Regions from separate parts of the Homo sapiens genome. Here region 1 is linked to region 2. Evidence: chromatin contacts called from ENCODE Hi-C data. All regions are on one chromosome and are shown on one strand. Each heading gives the region's core, a stretch centred on a gene start or an enhancer-like site at or near the end of the contact. The rest is flanking DNA. Distances are from core to core; before and after follow the strand shown. Region 1 holds the start of USP47 (ubiquitin specific peptidase 47). Region 2 holds the start of RPS13 (ribosomal protein S13).

Region 1 (2,700 bases), core at 39-2,538, 5.2 Mb after region 2:
CATACTGTCAGAGCTTGCTTAAGTAACAAAGAATTGCTACAAAACAAGTAAAACAGGCACAAAAAAATTTAAGAATCTGTAATGATCACTCATTAATTTCAAGATCGCACACAGTTAATTTCAATCCAACACTTGTCTCTATTTAAGGTATATGAGAAATAAAAATCCAAAGCATTAGCCTGATGATCAGCCAGTTAAAAATACACATTTGAATACGCCGAAGATATTTATAAAGCCAACAGAGATACTATTAATACGTTGAAATTCGCTGGCCAGTGCTGGATTCTACCCTAAATCTTCTACTACTATTCAAGAGAAGCCAAGTAGTCAAGGCTTCTCGTATCACTTGCTTTTAAGAATTTAAGAAGTCACTCAAATTGGCATACACAACCCAACCTCAAAAAAAAAAAAAAAAAAAAAGAGTTCAGCTCTCCATGTGGTAATGTTCTCCTATCTCCTTCCTTTACATTAATGTCCCATGTACTACTTTTCCACGATCTTCGGTAGGCCCCATTTAGGCAGGCCAATAGTACTACCAAGTAACAGGAGTTGAAAAAAGTCGTAACAGTTAAGTCTGCCCTCCCACAGATCTCACTTGGGTGTAGATTTCACAAGCGCTGAAAGCTATACGCTGCCACTGTCAAACCCAGAAGCAGCACCGTCACCCTGCCGTGCCCATAGGCAACTGTTCCAGAATGTTTTCTTTGAAATGATCTCTCCCGGCTCCACACGTTAAACAAGAACTTAAAAGGCCACCTTCTCCCCTAGAGCAGAACCTGATTCTTTCCCGTCCGCTCCTTTATTCGTCCAGCCCCATAAAACCCGAGGCGGGAGGTCCGCTCCCCGGCCCCTAGAGCCAGCGGGTCTCCCAACTGCTCGCCGCACCCACCGTCCACCCCCGACTGCCTCACGCCTCCTCATTCCCCCACAGCCGAGCCTGCACCCCGGCCGGGCCCGCAGCCGAACCCCGGCCCGGGCCTGTGTTGCCTCGAGCGGCCGCAGGCCTAAGGCCTAACCTCCTCTGGGGCCCCTCACCTCTTTCGGGACCAGTTGGTTCTCCTCGCCGGGCACCATCGCTGACTCCGGCCGCTCCTCTCCGCCCTGCCGGGGGAGGGTGGAGGGTGGCGGCGGCTCGCTAGCTCAAGAGAGAATGGCAGCGGCAGTCATCCTCTCCGCCGCCTGCGCTCCAGCAATAGCGGAGGCCTCAGCCTGGGCCTCAGACACCAGCGCGCAGACACCGACCCAGGGCTCCGCCGCCGCCGCCGCCGCTACCACAGCCGCCTTCGTCGTCGGCCCCTCCCCCAGCCCGCTGCAATCAATGGAAAAATGGCGGCGGCCGCTCTCGCGAGAATTCGGCCCGTCGGGCTCCAAGCCCGGCGCCTGGCGTCGGAGGTGGCCGGCACTTGTCGCTAGCTTCTAGTCACCTCGGCTCTTCCTCAGCCCCGGGAGGTACAGAATTGGCGAGACAGCCATGCAAACGCTTTTCGTTAGAGGAGAGCTGGACGTTCCATCTCGGGACTCCCTCTGCCGGCCGGGGAAGGACCAGGCCCACTGTCCTCCCTGCCTTCTCGGGCTCTTCGGACTCTCTGCCCTGCAGGGAAAGACTCGAGCCGAAAGCCCCATCTCTGACCCTAGCAACTCATACCCTTCTGGCTTCCCTTTAGCAAAGCGCCTGGACGTCATCCCCTCTTCAGATACCCCAGGCCTCGTCCTGGTAGAGACACCACCGCGGGCCACCTCCCGGCCCCCGCCCTTAGACACGGCTCTGGCCCTTCCAGTCAGAATGGACAGCGTTTTATTTGCTCCCGTTCACTCTCCTGACGTTCTTTTCCCCTCTCCCCACCCTCCCTCTCAAGGGCCCCCAGCTGGAGGGACCTCAGGGGCCACCCCCTGCTTGGGGAGGCAGCCACCCCTTCCCTTATGAAGCGGTGTCCTCACCGCCCGCCCCCCGCAACTACATTGGAGAGGCGCTCCCCTGCCCTCTTCCAGGGAACTTCCTTCTCCATCAGGGCCAAGTCTGAGACTGAGCTAGCCTTCCAAGAGTAGAGCTGCAGTATGCTTCAACCTGTGATCTCCGTTAACAAGGTTTTTAGAGAATTTTAATCTTCTCTAGTAGTAAGCATGGTGCTTTGTGTTATACTAAACAAAGTTTGCAGAAGTCATTTCTCCAAATCCTGCTTCCATTATGGAGACTCGGCGGGGCTCCTTCATGAAGACTTTTATGGATACAGTGATCTTACAGCATGCTGAGATAATATAATCTTGTCATGTTCCTAACACCCACAGCATTAACTGCCTGCACTTGTGTTCTCCAAACTTTTTTTTATTGTAATCCCGTTACCAAAAAAAAATCCATATACTTATATAAGTTTTATACGTGTCCTGCTGTGTGCAGAATTATAAAACATTTGTAAAATGTAAAAAGGCTAAGACAAAGATGACATAAACATTTAAAATAACTTAGTTATTTTCCATATTAATGGTATAAAAATCTTTGTTATTCTCACTAAAAATATTTAAGGAAATCAATATGATTGACTAGGTTTCGTTAGTTTTAAAAATCTTTAATACTTCGTGAAATAGTTATTAAAATATCTGATTGAACGTCAGGTTATTTTTGTACTTGGTTTTAATGGCTGTCATAAGCTGAAAAAAAGGTAACTCACAAAGATGTAGATCCTAAAGGAGGAAGTACATCTT
Region 2 (2,798 bases), core at 22-2,521:
TATCTCGGCTCACCGCAATGTCCTTCCCGGCTCCAGAGATTCTCCACCTCAGCCTCCTTCGTAGCTGGAACCAAAGGCACGAGCGAGCACGCCCGGCTAATTCTTTGTATTTATAGAGAGGGGGTTTCGCCATGTTGCCCAGGCTAGGTCTGTCTTAAAAGAGCTTCTTCCGGCCAGGCGCGGTGGCTCACGCCTGTAATCCCAGCACTTTGGGAGGCCGAGGCGGGCGGATCACCTGAGGTCGGGAATTTAAGACCAGCCTGACCAACATGGAAAAACCCGTCTCTACTAAAAATACAAAATTAGCTGGAAGTGGTGGCGCATGCCTGTGATCCCAGCTATTCAGGAGGCTGAGGCAGGAGAATCGCTTGAAGCCGGGAGGCGGAGGGTGCGGCAAGCCGAGATCGCGCCATTGCACTCCAGCCTGCGAATCAAGAGCGAAACTCCGTCTCAAAAAAAAAAAAAAGCTTCTTCCTTGACGGTTCCCTTTTCCCATGAAATTCAAATGCTTCATTTTATCCCTCATCCTCTTGGCCTTTGCAGTCTTGCTCCCAAGGCTCTTCCCTGCCCGCCAACTCTCTCACTTGGGAACATAGCTCCGTAAGCCTCTGCCCAACCCTTCTCCCCGGCGAGCCCAGCGCCCCAGAGCCCTGCGCAGGGGAATTCGAGTGCGGAGGGCGGCAGGCATCCGTGGGGACCTGGTTCAACTCCTTAGACCGGTTCTTCACCGTCAGCGACTCTCCCCTGACAGATTAGGGTAGGATTTAGAAATGAGAAATGGAAGCGCTGGCTGGGCGGTAGCCGCTGCCATGGCTTCCCGTGTGGTCCTCATCACATGCTATTGTATCTGTTAATTTATTAGGCGCAGGGCCGACTCTGAGGGATCTAGTGCCAGGACAAAGCCAGGCACTGGTGAATGAGCAAACACCTGTGTATGGCTGCTTCTTCCAGCCCTACCTGCTCCATACCCACCCCCAGCGCAGCATTCGAATCTTTGTGATCTCGGCGTCCACAGGGAATTTCGACGCAAGCTGGCGTCAGCCTCAAATTCCCGCTCTGGCAACAAGGCTGACCAAAGACCGATGCATGCCGGGATGAGGCTGGATTGACGATCTCTTGCGACGCTGAAATGCATTTCGGGAGATGTAGTCACACAGACGGGCGGTGGCTGCGCAGCGTAGCTCCGCCTCCTGCGTGAGAGGAAGCGGGGACGTGTGAGGTCACTTCCTGCGTGTTGGGTGGCTTCCTGCGGCGTTTCCACTCTCGCTCTCCTTTCGTTGCCTGATCGCCGCCATCATGGGTCGCATGCATGCTCCCGGGTGAGCTCGGGGCATCAAGCCGGATTGCTGGGCGGGGGGTGGGAGGAAGACAGGGAGTGTGGGCAGCGGGCCGAGGGGATGATGTTCTGGGCTGCTCTGGCACTAGCCGCCACCTCACCTCGAGACTGCTTCTCTCCCCAGGAAGGGCCTGTCCCAGTCGGCTTTACCCTATCGACGCAGCGTCCCCACTGTAAGTAGCGCGCTGGGACCGGGGAGAATCCGGGGAGGGGGTTGGCATTTGTCTCGGGTGAAGCGACGCCAGGGTGAGGAACTTGCGTGTATGAGGAGCGCGGTTTTGCGGAAGGAGAGACCGCTGTTCTGCGGCGCCATTCCTGGGTTCTCATCCTAAGGCTGCTTTCTATTCCATAACAGTGGTTGAAGTTGACATCTGACGACGTGAAGGAGCAGATTTACAAACTGGCCAAGAAGGGCCTTACTCCTTCACAGATCGGTGAGTGTTTGTGTCTAACATAGCCTATTTCGCCTGTCCTCGTGTGACTTGTAGGATCTAGTAGGTGGTAAAGTTATTTTAAAAATAGCCAAAACTCTGGTCTCGCCACCGTGCTAGAGGCATCATTGTAAGCACTTCACATGTACTGATTTCGTTTAATTCTGACCACAATACTTTGAAATAAATCTTCATGGCTTTCACCCCAGTTTACAGTTGAGGAAGCAGAGGCACACTGCCGCTGGATACTAACCAGCCCCAAATCACACAGCTGTCAAGTGGAGGAGTTGGAATTGGCTAAGCAGAGTGCCTGACACAGTTCCTCACAGTTAGGTGTGGTTTGAATCTCAGCTGCGTGTGACTTCGTGCAAGTGGCTTCATTCAGCAAATGTTTACCTTCTATGTGCTGAACATGGTTCTGGGGCCTGAGAACATACTACTCTCCGACTCCCCCGCCCAAAAAAGCCAGCCGCAATGTGCCTGTAGTCCCAGATACTTGGGATGCAGAGGTGAGAGGATCACCAGAGCCTAGAAGTCCCAGGCTGCAGTGAGCTATGATGAAGCCACTGCACTCCTGGGTGACAGAGAGACCCCACCTCTTTTTTTTTTTTTTTTTGAGACAGTCTTGCTCTTGTCGCCCAGTCTGGAGTGCAGTGGCGCGATCTCAGCTCACTGCAACCTCCACCTCCTGGATTCAAGCGATTCTCCTGCCTCAGCCTCCCGAATAGGTGGGATTACAGGCGCCCGCCAGCAGGCCCAGCTAATTTGTGTGTTTTTGTTTGAGACCGATTCTCACTTTGTCACCCAGGCTGGAGTGCAGTGGTATGATCTCGGCTCACTGCAACCTCCGCCTCCTGGGTTCAAGCAAGCAATTCTCCTGCCTCTGCCTCTGGAGTAGCTGAGACTACAGGCCGCACCACCACGCCCGGCTAATTTTTGTATTTTTAGTAGAGACGAGGTTTCACCATGTTGGCCAGGCTGGTCTCAGACTCCTGACCTCAGATGATCCACTGCCTCGGCCTCCCAAAGTG

What was found. Hi-C counts contacts between places; a loop is a spot of excess contacts on that map. Pooled maps may share reads with other maps.
Region 1: a map of CD8-positive, alpha-beta T cell shows a loop between it and region 2 (16-fold over the local background). The contact joins the promoter of USP47 here to the promoter of RPS13 in region 2. A Hi-C loop is called at or near these places in 3 of 168 maps with a recorded cell type or tissue (CD4-positive, alpha-beta T cell, CD8-positive, alpha-beta T cell and naive thymus-derived CD4-positive, alpha-beta T cell), 1 of 37 single-sample maps with no recorded cell type and 8 of 50 pooled maps.

The regions. Positions count from the first base shown.
Region 1 is chr11:11,840,560-11,843,259 of GRCh38, reverse strand. It overlaps USP47 (ubiquitin specific peptidase 47), which reads right to left and starts at 1,288. Exons shown (of 28, transcript NM_001282659.2): 1 at 1,036-1,288. The coding sequence starts at 1,074. LOC107984311 (a long non-coding RNA gene) reads left to right here and starts at 1,419. Exons shown (of 4, transcript XR_001748134.3): 1 at 1,419-2,085. RefSeq lists enhancers at 1,045-1,184, 483-1,346, 1,395-1,564, 1,347-2,212.
Region 2 is chr11:17,076,140-17,078,937 of GRCh38, reverse strand. It overlaps RPS13 (ribosomal protein S13), which reads left to right and starts at 1,271. Exons shown (of 6, transcript NM_001017.3): 1 at 1,271-1,319; 2 at 1,461-1,509; 3 at 1,692-1,770. The coding sequence starts at 1,297. RefSeq lists an enhancer at 1,038-1,237.